2 separate regions of the Homo sapiens genome follow, and region 1 is linked to region 2. Evidence: read pairs that join two places in POLR2A ChIA-PET (ENCODE). Cell type or tissue: CD4-positive, alpha-beta T cell. All regions are shown on one strand. Links, peaks and the distances in the headings refer to the core of each region. The heading gives the core; the rest is flanking DNA. Region 1 overlaps ATP2B1 (ATPase plasma membrane Ca2+ transporting 1). Region 2 overlaps LOC105369890 (a long non-coding RNA gene).

Region 1 (5,388 bases), core at 151-5,150, 360 kb after region 2:
TTTCATTACTTGATTCTAAATGGTTAATGTGGTGAGTAAAGAGAGGGCATTCAAAGATAAGTTTTTTTAATGTCGTATTAGTTCCAGTATGTCACTTGTTCATTATGATTATGCCTGTACTATAAAATACTATCCTAACTTTTTATGTGTTTTTTTAACTTGTTTTTTAGAAGTTTTGTAGCGGTTTTTAAAAATGATGTATTTATAACTGGTTAGGATGCTAATATCTGTATCTTTTACTCTATAACCTATTTTTACATTTTCAGAAAAAAATTTTTTACAACAATGTAAAAAATACATGGCCGGGTGCGGTGGCTCACGCCTGTAATCCCAGCACTTTGGGAGGCCGAGGCGGGTGGATCACCTGAGGTAAGGAGTTAGAGACCAGCCTGGCCAACATGGTGAAACCCCGTCTCTACTAAAAGTATAAAAATTAGCTGGGCATGGTGGCAGGCGCCTGTAATCCCAGCTACTTGGGAGGCTGAGGCAGGAGAATCGCTTGAACCCAGGAGGCAGAGGTTGCAGTGAGCCAAGATCGCGCCATTGCACTCTAGCCAGGGAGAGAAGAGCGAGACTTCATCTCAAAAAAAAAAAAAAAAATACATTGTCATTTTGTTCTGTAATTTAATCCAATATGCAGCATAGGAAAAACTGACCTTAGAGAATGTTTTTATAAAAATAATGTTACCTGGAAAAAGGGGTCACAAAATGATGTTTTAGATTTGAATTGAATAGCTTTAACAGTGTATATATGAAATAAAGTGCCTGAAATAAGAGATATACCTCATATTTACTATAGGCAGCTTACTTGCAAATGCATGTCATTATTTTTTAAATGTGACAGTGATTTATGCATTGTTCATTTTAAGCCCATTACTATAAAACTAATTTATAGAAAATCTAACATTTTCATAGATGAAGGTTAATATATATTATGGCATATAATTTGCATGAGCTAATTTATTGTCATTCTGCAAATCAGTGAAACCAGACTTTCAGGTTTTCCTTAAATGTAGCCCAATCTTTACATCTTTGTGTCTCTTCTTTTTCTTAACTATGTTTCTAGATTCTGAGGTTTCTTATCTATTTTGAGTACCTCATTAATAGAGATCATCTTTTAAGTAAGACCCATACTAAGTGTACCATGGTAGAACAAGCACTGCCTTTGGTGGTCAGGAGACCTAGGTTCCTAGTCACTCCATGAGCAAGTCACTTTATGTGCCTTGAAGCCTATTTCACCTTGGTGAAATGAGGTGGGTGTACTAGAAGTTCTCCAAGCAGAATTCTGTAGCTGACTACATGCTTGTTTCTCCCTGATAAACCCAACTGCTGCCTTAGAGAATGGATGTTAACACATAAGCTAATATACGTGTATTGGTGTTTCTTGTATCCTTTGTGTTTTCTAGGGCATCTGTTTTTGTTTGGCGTCATCAATCAGTACTAATCCAATTTTAAACTGTTGCATTTTAAAAAAAATATGTAACAAAACTATTTTCAGTGTAACCTTAATGATTTTTTTAAAAATTTTATACATTTTTTCTCATTGAACTCTGACAGCATTAATGAAATGTAAACGTGTTTTGCATCTAGTAAGACCACCTGCCATTTTCATTGTATTCAAAATAAATAGGACTTTTTAAGTAAATACATATATCAGAGCATGGTTTTACAATGTACTGTCTTGAATGTCCTGATGAAAATATGAAAAATGTAATCAGGTTAATTTCCATTTAGGAAAACTTTTTATCCTTCAAACTCAAATCTTTTGTGTAGCTAAGAGAAGAATGTATTTTGCTCTGGGAGAGAAAGACTAATCAACAGGATCCCATTACTTCATTGGTAAAGATAGTCGGATACTCTCACCACTTTTAATACCTTTAGTATTACAGTTGATCAGCTTACCTTTACTTGATATGATTTATTTCTAAGTTCATTCCCCTGTGTTGTAGCTTATTTCAACAATTCCAACTAGCCGTTTAAAATTCCTCAAAGAAGCTGGTCATGGAACACAAAAGGAAGAAATACCTGAGGAGGAATTAGCAGAGGATGTTGAAGAGATTGATCACGCTGAAAGGGAGTTGCGGCGTGGCCAAATCTTGTGGTTTAGAGGTCTGAACAGAATCCAAACACAGGTATGGGCCTGGTAGAGAGGTAGGAGAGATGATGGGAGCCAGGGCTTTTTGACCTGGGGAGGAGGTTCGAGTGTGCTCCTTAAACTTCCTCTCTAGCCTTCCCAACCCACAAATTGTATTCTCTTGAAAAGTAATACTGGTGCCTGGAATGAGTGAGACTTTTAACTGATTATGAAAGAATGTGTCTATATGCCCCTAAGCTCCTTTTTTCCTAGCTCCCCCATCCCCCACTTCATCTCAAAATGCTATTCTTGCCTATATGCTGTGTAAAAAGTGCCTTTTTCTTTTTATATGTTGATAGATGGAATGGTCCTTTCTCTTGTTCTCTCTCTCTCTTGCTGAGCAAGCTGTCACAATCTCTGATTCCTTGCAGATGGATGTAGTGAATGCTTTCCAGAGTGGAAGTTCCATTCAGGGGGCTCTAAGGCGGCAACCCTCCATCGCCAGCCAGCATCATGATGTAACAAATATTTCTACCCCTACACATGTAGTGTTTTCCTCTTCTACTGCTTCTACTACTGTGGGGTGTGAGTGTGTGTTCCTAAGTGCATGAAATTAACATTTCCTACTTCACACACCTAACGTTTCTCATTTTCTCCTTAATGTTTGAATTCATTGTTCAGGCTTTTTCATAAAGCTTTCTTTTCGTAAAGTGGATTGAGACCTCAAAGTGTTGTCGTTGTTGTTTTATTTCTTAGAGGGCTAGATAACAGGTGGAACAATTGCAACCAAAGATTAGATGCAATCTGTGAGCTTGTCTCTGTGCTAACTCTGATAGTTAATATGGGGAATAAAATTGTAGCTTAGAACTTGTGAAACTACTATAAATTTTTGAGTATATGCCTTTAAACATGTTTATATTGCATGTTTCCTAAAAGCATGTGATTTGAAACTCATCTAACAGAACCAGGAAATTGCATTTTCAAAGCTAAGAATAAATTTAGCATTTTGACTTTTGTCCAATTTGGAAAGTAAGTTAGTAGCCTGAAGACAAGTTTTCAGTATGTATAGCCAGTTGCTTGCCTTCTTAACCTGAACTTTGCCTTGCTTTGATTTTTTTTTTTTTTTTTTTTTTTTGCTTGGTTGTGCAGTGGTTTCAGGGGAAATCACTGTGTAAATTTAAAAAGTTTCTGTGGTATTTATGGTTTGGGGTGTTTTTTTTTTCCATTTGTATAGACAATTTAGTTAAAAATTGCATCATAGATAAGAAATGTTCTGTTAAGTTTCAGTAGAAGTAGGAAAAGTATACTATTGATTAATCGTTGAACCAATAAATGTTGTAATTTTCAATAATTGACTAAAATAACATTTTCTTTCAGGTTTTTAGTAAATAGCAAACTTTCTAAAAGCCTTATAAGCTATAAATCTTACTGAGAATTCATGGCGCATTCTCAATATATTGGAGGCATTAAAGATGTAAACCCCAAAATTTACAGAGCTACCTAAGGTTAGCCTTGAAGTAGACAGAGACCTATCTTTTCCATTTGGTCTCCAGCCAGCGAAGGACTAGAGGAACCTTGAGAAGCTGCAGAGAGGATGAATTAAGGGAGAAAACAGTGCAGACTTTCCACTTAATGCCTGTTTTTTCCGTATTTACTTAAGTATATTTTCATTTGATATTTTTTAAAATGTGGTGAAACAGGCACAGTAAGAACTGTCCCTGTTTTACAGGTGTGAAAACTGCCTTAGAGTTTAAATAACTTCTCTACGACTAATAAGCAGAGGCCGCATGATGTAAAGCAAAGTGTTCCAAGTGACTCGCTAACATTAAGATATTAAATTTACATAGAGGGACAGCTAGAACTCTTCTTTTTAAAAATTACCTACCTGAATAAAATGGTAACCATAAATTGCCTAGCCTTAGGCCTGATACAATAAAAATGCCTCTTCCTCCCTGTATCTGTGGATTTCAAACTATGCCTCTCTCTCTGGTGCTCCTTACCACCTAGCCCTAGATGGTAAATGTTCCACAAGCCTTTATGGAAGGCCTACCATGTGTCAGAACTATGCTGGAACCTCCAGAACCTGCAGCCTAGTAAAGGACAAAAAAAAGTAGTTGGAAATTTCTACATGGTAGTAAAACACAAACTGTCTTAACAGGGTCCTTAGCCTACCCTGGAAAGTCAAGAAAAATTGCCTGAAGGAGGTGACTCCCAAGATGACCCTTGATAGAATTCACCAAATGAGGCCTCAGTGATTATAATCTGGTACTAAAAGAGGAATAAACTAAGGGATTGATAATAGTCTGGTACTGAAAGAGTAATAAACTAAGGGAAGCTGAAATGGAAAGTAAGTATCTGTTTATACCCCACAAGAAGGAGCCAAACTAAGACTTTATCCTGATAAACCCCCTTCCCTCAAAATTTTAAATTTGAAAAATTCAAACCTACAGACAAGTTGAAAAATTAATACATGAAAATCTTTCACCTGGATTTACCACTTAATATTTTATGACACTACTTTATCTGTATATTAATAAAACTTTTTTCTGAGCCGTTTGAAAATGGCAGATACCAGTGTTTTATCCCTAAATACTTCAGCATGTACCTAAGAATTCCCGTATATAATCATACTTTATTATCCAAGAAATTTAACATTGATACCATATTATCTAACAGACAGTTAGTATTCAGATTTCTCTGGTTGCCCCCAAAATTTCCTTTATAGCTTTTTTAATCCAAGAAATAATTATTGACAGTATGTGTGTTATGAGTCTAGTCTCCAACCTGTATTCATTCCCTGCCTTTATTTTTTATGACATTGACTTATGAAAAATCCAGGTGAATTGTCTTATGAAGGGTTCTACATTCCAGATTTGTCTGATTGATTGCTACTGATTAGCTTCATATTAAACTTTTTCGACAAGTTTATCTCATGGGTAATGTGTATCCTATTCGTTTTTATTTACCAATATTTAAATAATTGTTTTTTTCATTTAGAGGGATATCAGATGGCTTTAGGTGTACTATACTTATTATATTTCTCAGTCTGATTGTGTTCCAAGCTTTATATTAAATATCAAAGCAATCATAAACTTTTAAGACAGGCAGGCAGACACATATATGCACACACCTCTGCACCCAGGCATCTTTTTTTCCATCCCAGGCTCTTTTTTCTGATGCACAGTTACATATGAAACCTCTGAGTTTCTGGGCCCATGTGGCTAGGGGAGCAGATACTTCAGGGAAGTAAAGGTGCACTTAAGAGAGTGGCAAAGGAAAGTTTGTAGTTGTTGCTTTATCAAGGTTTGAGATGT
Region 2 (5,388 bases), core at 87-5,086:
GAGATCACATCACAAATTAAAAAACAAAAACAAACAAACAAAAAGAACCTCAAGAACAGAGACTCTTGAGTCTTGAGTTGAGAGCCACCTTTACAGGGCAGGTAAATGGCTACTGGAAGACAACAGAGCTAGAATTTCCACTCTTCCTTTCCATTAGTAGGTGCCAGTCTCCCATATACTCCTAACACAGACAATATGTGTAAAGGCTCATTCTTATGAGTTTTTAGTGTGTAACGGAGTGTTTTATTGTCTCATTCTTGTCAGTTCTTAGTGTGTAACAGAGGTAGCCTGTCTCTTCTGCCCACAGATCTCTCAAGGTGTACAAAAGTGCCCCATTTCCCCCCCATCCCACCCATATTTAAGATAAACAAGCTCCTTCTATAGCCCTTCGGGGGTCTACTTGTCATTAAGTGCTCTCTCCCCAGTGCTACTGGAGTTTGTCATCCAGGGTATGATGGTTCACAGGGGGCTTCCAGAAACCCAGATCAGAGTAGGATTCTGCTGTTATGTTGGGACAGCCAGAACTACTAATAGGTCTCCAAGAAGGGGTATAAAGATGGATTTTCTAATCAAGTTGCTCTAGGCATTCATAAGAGGACCTTCGATGCAGCCCTTTTCTGGAGTCAGTGATCCTAGAAACTCTGAAACTACTGACGATATCAGAATTAACTTAGGGATAGGACTCAAGTATTAGAAGTGTCCCACTACCCGAGCTCTGCCCGTCTTTCCCTTCTCTCCCCAACCCCTCCCCCTCTTTTCAATAACAACAAAAAAACAAAATTGACAAAAACTTTCAATTCTCCTCAGAATCCAGCTCCTCTCTTTCATTCCAACACAAAAGAGATCATGCTATTTCTCATCACCAATATTAGAACTTAAGGGCCCCTCAGGATGTACCCAGGCCATAGAACATCGAAGACCTGTACATTCTTTAGAAGAGCAAGAAGGATGCATGCCATTTCTTTTGGCCAATAACTCCCTTTTCATCTACCTCCTTTGATGCAAGATACTCAGGGAGACTTCTTGGTACGGAAATGAAAACAAAACTCTAGTTAAGGTCTCAGCAAGTCACCCTCCTAGCTTAAGTTTTTGAGAAGATGCATGTGACAGGGAAGGAGAGTTGCATCTGAAGAGAATCAAAATCCCCTCTTCCTTCAAAAAGGAAGAAAGGATAAAAGAAAGTGGAGAGGATAGATGGAGGGAGAAAGGGAAAGAAAAAGAGAAAGGAAGACAGAGAGGTAGAAAAAAGAAAAGAAAAAAGAAAGAAAAAAAGAAAAATAAAGAAGGGCTCTCAAGGGAGGAAAAAAGGAAAAGTGAAAAGAAGAATAAAATTTTAATTATGTGACAAAATATTTGAAAAAGCAACTCTCTAAGTTATTGACATTTTTATAGTGGTGATGTGATGGACAAGGCTTGTCATAAAACGTTAAGGTGACACTATAAGTTTCAAAATAATAAAAGGGTGCTCTTGCTGAAGCATGTGATAAGCCCCATACCCATGAGCTGTAAAAGAGTACATTAAACCTGGTCACCCTGCCCAGGCATTATAGGATTGCACACCCAGGACTGTTCTAGTGATGACGAGGTTGTTGAAACTCTGCCAGCTGACTTTTGAACATGGTGCCTGTGTAACCTAATTCCTTATTCATTAAACAGTCTGCTCCCTCACAAGCAGTTTGTGTGCCCATTATCTTGATGGGACCCATGCAGGATTGCCTCTGTCTTCACACTTGAGTTTGCAAGATCCCTGATGACAACATGGATTCCTACCACACAAGAAAACAAAGCAAATTTATTGAACTCCCAATTGAAAACAGTAGCAAATCAAGCTTGCTTAACCAAAATATTTCTCATAGAAGATTAGGTTATCATTTTTAGGGTGATGCTCATGAATATTAATTTCTCAACAAGGACTGACTAGGAATCCCCCAGTTCCCTAATGGAAATTAGCAATTCTCCAAACCAGCAGAAACTTATGTGGTCAACCATTTCAGTTTGCCAGGGACTAAGGGATCACCTAGGATGTGGGACTTTTAGTACTAAAACTGGGGAAGTCCCAGGCAAACCAGACAAGCTGGTCACCCCTAGGGAAACTCCCATTACTCACCATTCTCCTTTCGGCTTCCTCAGACTTGCAGCTCACAGGCTATCCTCAGAGTTCTCTAGGACTGAGCTTCTACTTTGATTTTCACAAACATCTATTTATGTAACCTGCCCCTCCACTGGACACAAGGGCGGAGAGATGTCTCAATCATTTTTATGTTCCAACCTCTGGCTTAGAAGAGCTTGCTGAACTGAGATAGCCAAACAACTGAGTTGATCTTCTGCTGAATGTCAACTGAATGGGGACTGTGATACCCTCAGGTAAGAACTGTATTTTCTGCACAGTGTACACACTCCCTGCCTCCCTAAATTAAACTTAGCTTGGAAAGGACTAGAATCTCTTTTAAAGCTTCACTTTCTCACATTAAACTATGTGGTTTTCTGAAGACTCTTTCATACACTGGCATAGAATGCAGTTCAGGAGTCAGACTAACCTAGATTCAAACCCAGGCTCCACAATTCACCATCTCTGTGACCTTAAACAAGTCATCTAACATCTCTGTACATTACTTTCCTCACATATGTCTTTCATCGTGCTGTTGGGAAGACCAAATGAGACACCTATATGTAGACTGCTTAGCTCTTAGCTTTATGGTAAGAACCAACATATGGTAGTTATCATTATTCTACTTGGAGTTTTCTTTCTAAGCACCAAGGGAGCAAAGATGAGACTAGTTGGAAAACAATACGTTTAATAAGATATCCCAAGTTTTTTTTTTTAAGCCCGGAGGCTCTACCATCATGTATTTTTTTTATTTTTTACACCAAACTTGCACTTTTATAATTATGATAATCTGTCTATGCCTATAATGAGCACAGTACTATAACCTAAGGCAAAAATCACCAGCAACTCTACTATGTACACGGCAGGGAAGGGGGAAAGCCTCATCTCCCCACCCTACCCCCCATTTTATTACTTAAACTTCCCATTATGTGAGCCATTTATTCAATTTTTACTGAACTTTTCACAAACCAGAAAGCCACTGGAGTTGGTCCAACCACTATAAAATTTTACTGCTCTTTGTTATTGCATAATAATTCCTAAGAGTTAACATTTTACTTTTCTTCTAAAATAAGGGATTTGCTTAAAGCAAGAAATCTCATTATTACTACTAATGATACTAAACCCAGTACATTATTGCTCTACTAAGAACTGATAAATTATCAGAACAAAGTTTAAAGTTTGTTCTTTATATTATAAGAGAAAATATTATATTTTCTCTTTCTCCTTCCCCTTCTCTTCTTCCTCCTCTTTCTCCTTATTTCTAATTACATATTTATGTTTATGTACCCAAGGAGTATGTCATTCTCTGAGGATGCAAATTGAAACAACACAGAAATAATACTTATTCAATCATAAGTGCTTAACGTGCTTTATAATGATGTCTCTTTCAAAATGCTCCGTTTAAGTCTGTTTATGAGATGCTGCCACAATAGGTATTTCTGATAAAATACCGCATATACATTCCCCAGAACAACACATCCTGCAAAAGCATGCACTAAAAATAATGCAGCTTATATAAAATAAAGAGTTAAGAGAAAACCACTCAACACTCATGCAATTTTGAGAATTCTGAGAAGGTGGTGGTAATGGTATAGTTTTTGAAGCCCCCTAAATAAATCTTTCTTCAAAATAAAAAGCAATTAAGATCCCAAAACATATACAACAAAATCAGATGACAAGATATCCTCTGAATTCCAAAATCCAAACAGGAGAAGACAAAATACCATATATATTCACAATCTTATGACAAAATGAAGTTTGTAAGAAATATATATATAGTATATAATTATATTTGCTGTGACAATATACCTATATTACAACTATAAAAATGGCAGAATGGGGACGCTATCAGAAAAGTAGAATAATCTTGATGATTATCTTATAGTTACTAAAATAAATCCAATTATTTTAATACTGATTAAATTGATGCAGAATACTAGCTAATATCAATATATCTCATAGAATGGACTCAATAGACAACAAAGGCAGGGGCAGAACAGGAATGGGTAATTTTTTTAATGTTAGCATAAAAATTAAAACAAAAGAGCAAGCCTTTATTAATACCAAAAATATATACTTTAAAAATAGAAGAAACAAATAAAATGAACCACCTAGAGAAAGACACATTCTTCAGTGAAAAAGGGAGAGCAGAGAAAATTGTGTAGTATGTGCAATATTTTAATTTAATTGTTTCTGACAACCTTGAGAACCAGGATTCTCAGGAACCAAAAAAAAAAGAAGACATAAGTGAAAGATAGAAGAAGTTAAATTTAAAAAACTTGTGCGCCTAAATTTGAACTGGAAGTGTCAGTAGGAATCATAATATAGCTTATCTTTTTAAAAGATATATTTCTTAAAATATGTATATTATGTGTATATGTATATATACATAAATGCATACACATACATACATACATGATATACATAGATCCATTAGCATTCCTATGTCTGGATTATAATTTCTAATACCATTCTCGAAAAACTAAAAGGACTGGGATAGAAAATATACAAGATGAGTCTGCAGCATCTTGTCAAACCGGATAGCAAGGAAACTATCATATACTACAAGGTTCATATCAGCAGGATGCAAGAGTCAACTTGAAGAAACTCCTGTTCCATTTCACAAAAACTGGGACAATTTGAGCGTTAATAATTTTACAAAAGGCAAAAAGTTTAACAAAAAATATGTTTGAATTCATGGGGCATAATTATACTTACAAAAACATATACTTGGTGACCACTGGGTAAAAAAAGGCAAAAAATAAAAAAAAAATCAAGCCTTTATCCAGGATTCCATATGTGAATTGAATTACTATATAATCAATAAGGAAAATTTCACTTATAAAAATGTTTCAGGTAATAAGTGAAGAAGAAATCATAGAATTAGAATATCACAATTTTGCAAATTGTAGTGAATTAATGGTTCATTAATTGAACATCAGTAGCTGCTGAGATCACCAAAAGAGAGTCAACTAAACATCTCATGCCTGATGATAGAAAAAGCACAGAATCAGGCCAGGTGCAGTGGTTCATGCCAGTAATCCCAGCACTTTGGGAGGCAGTGGCAGGGGATCACTTGAGGCCAGGAGTTCAAGACCAGCCTGGACAACGTAGCAAGATCGTGTCTATATTAAAAAATTAAAAATTAGCTTAGTGTGGTGGTGAGAACCTGTAATCCCAGTTACTCAGGAGACAGGGGCAAGAGGATCCCTTGAGTTCAGGAGTTCAAGGCTACAGTGAGCTATGATTGCACCATTGCATTCCAGTCTAGGCAACAGAGA

Evidence for each region. ChIA-PET counts read pairs that join two places held together with the same protein. Peaks named below come from ENCODE experiments on the same cell type or tissue, not always from the same donor. Only the 100,000 strongest peaks of a DNase experiment are listed, where the experiment ranks them.
Region 1: POLR2A ChIA-PET joins it to region 2 with 5 read pairs; 2 of 35 experiments call an interaction of 5 or more read pairs at or near these places.

The regions. Positions count from the first base shown.
Region 1 is chr12:89,595,861-89,601,248 of GRCh38, reverse strand. ATP2B1 (ATPase plasma membrane Ca2+ transporting 1) reads left to right here. Exons shown (of 21, transcript NM_001366521.1): 20 at 1,950-2,132. Among named protein-coding and RNA genes, the nearest start is that of POC1B-GALNT4, 72 kb to the right of the region's middle. In CD4-positive, alpha-beta T cell, for the core only: no CTCF peak of the experiment used is centred there; no DNase peak of the experiment used is centred there.
Region 2 is chr12:89,957,050-89,962,437 of GRCh38, reverse strand. All of the region lies in intron 6 of LOC105369890 (a long non-coding RNA gene), which reads right to left. Among named protein-coding and RNA genes, the nearest start is that of LINC02399, 12 kb to the right of the region's middle. RefSeq lists an enhancer at 1,978-2,207. In CD4-positive, alpha-beta T cell, for the core only: no CTCF peak of the experiment used is centred there; DNase peaks (open chromatin) are centred at 1,597 and 2,097.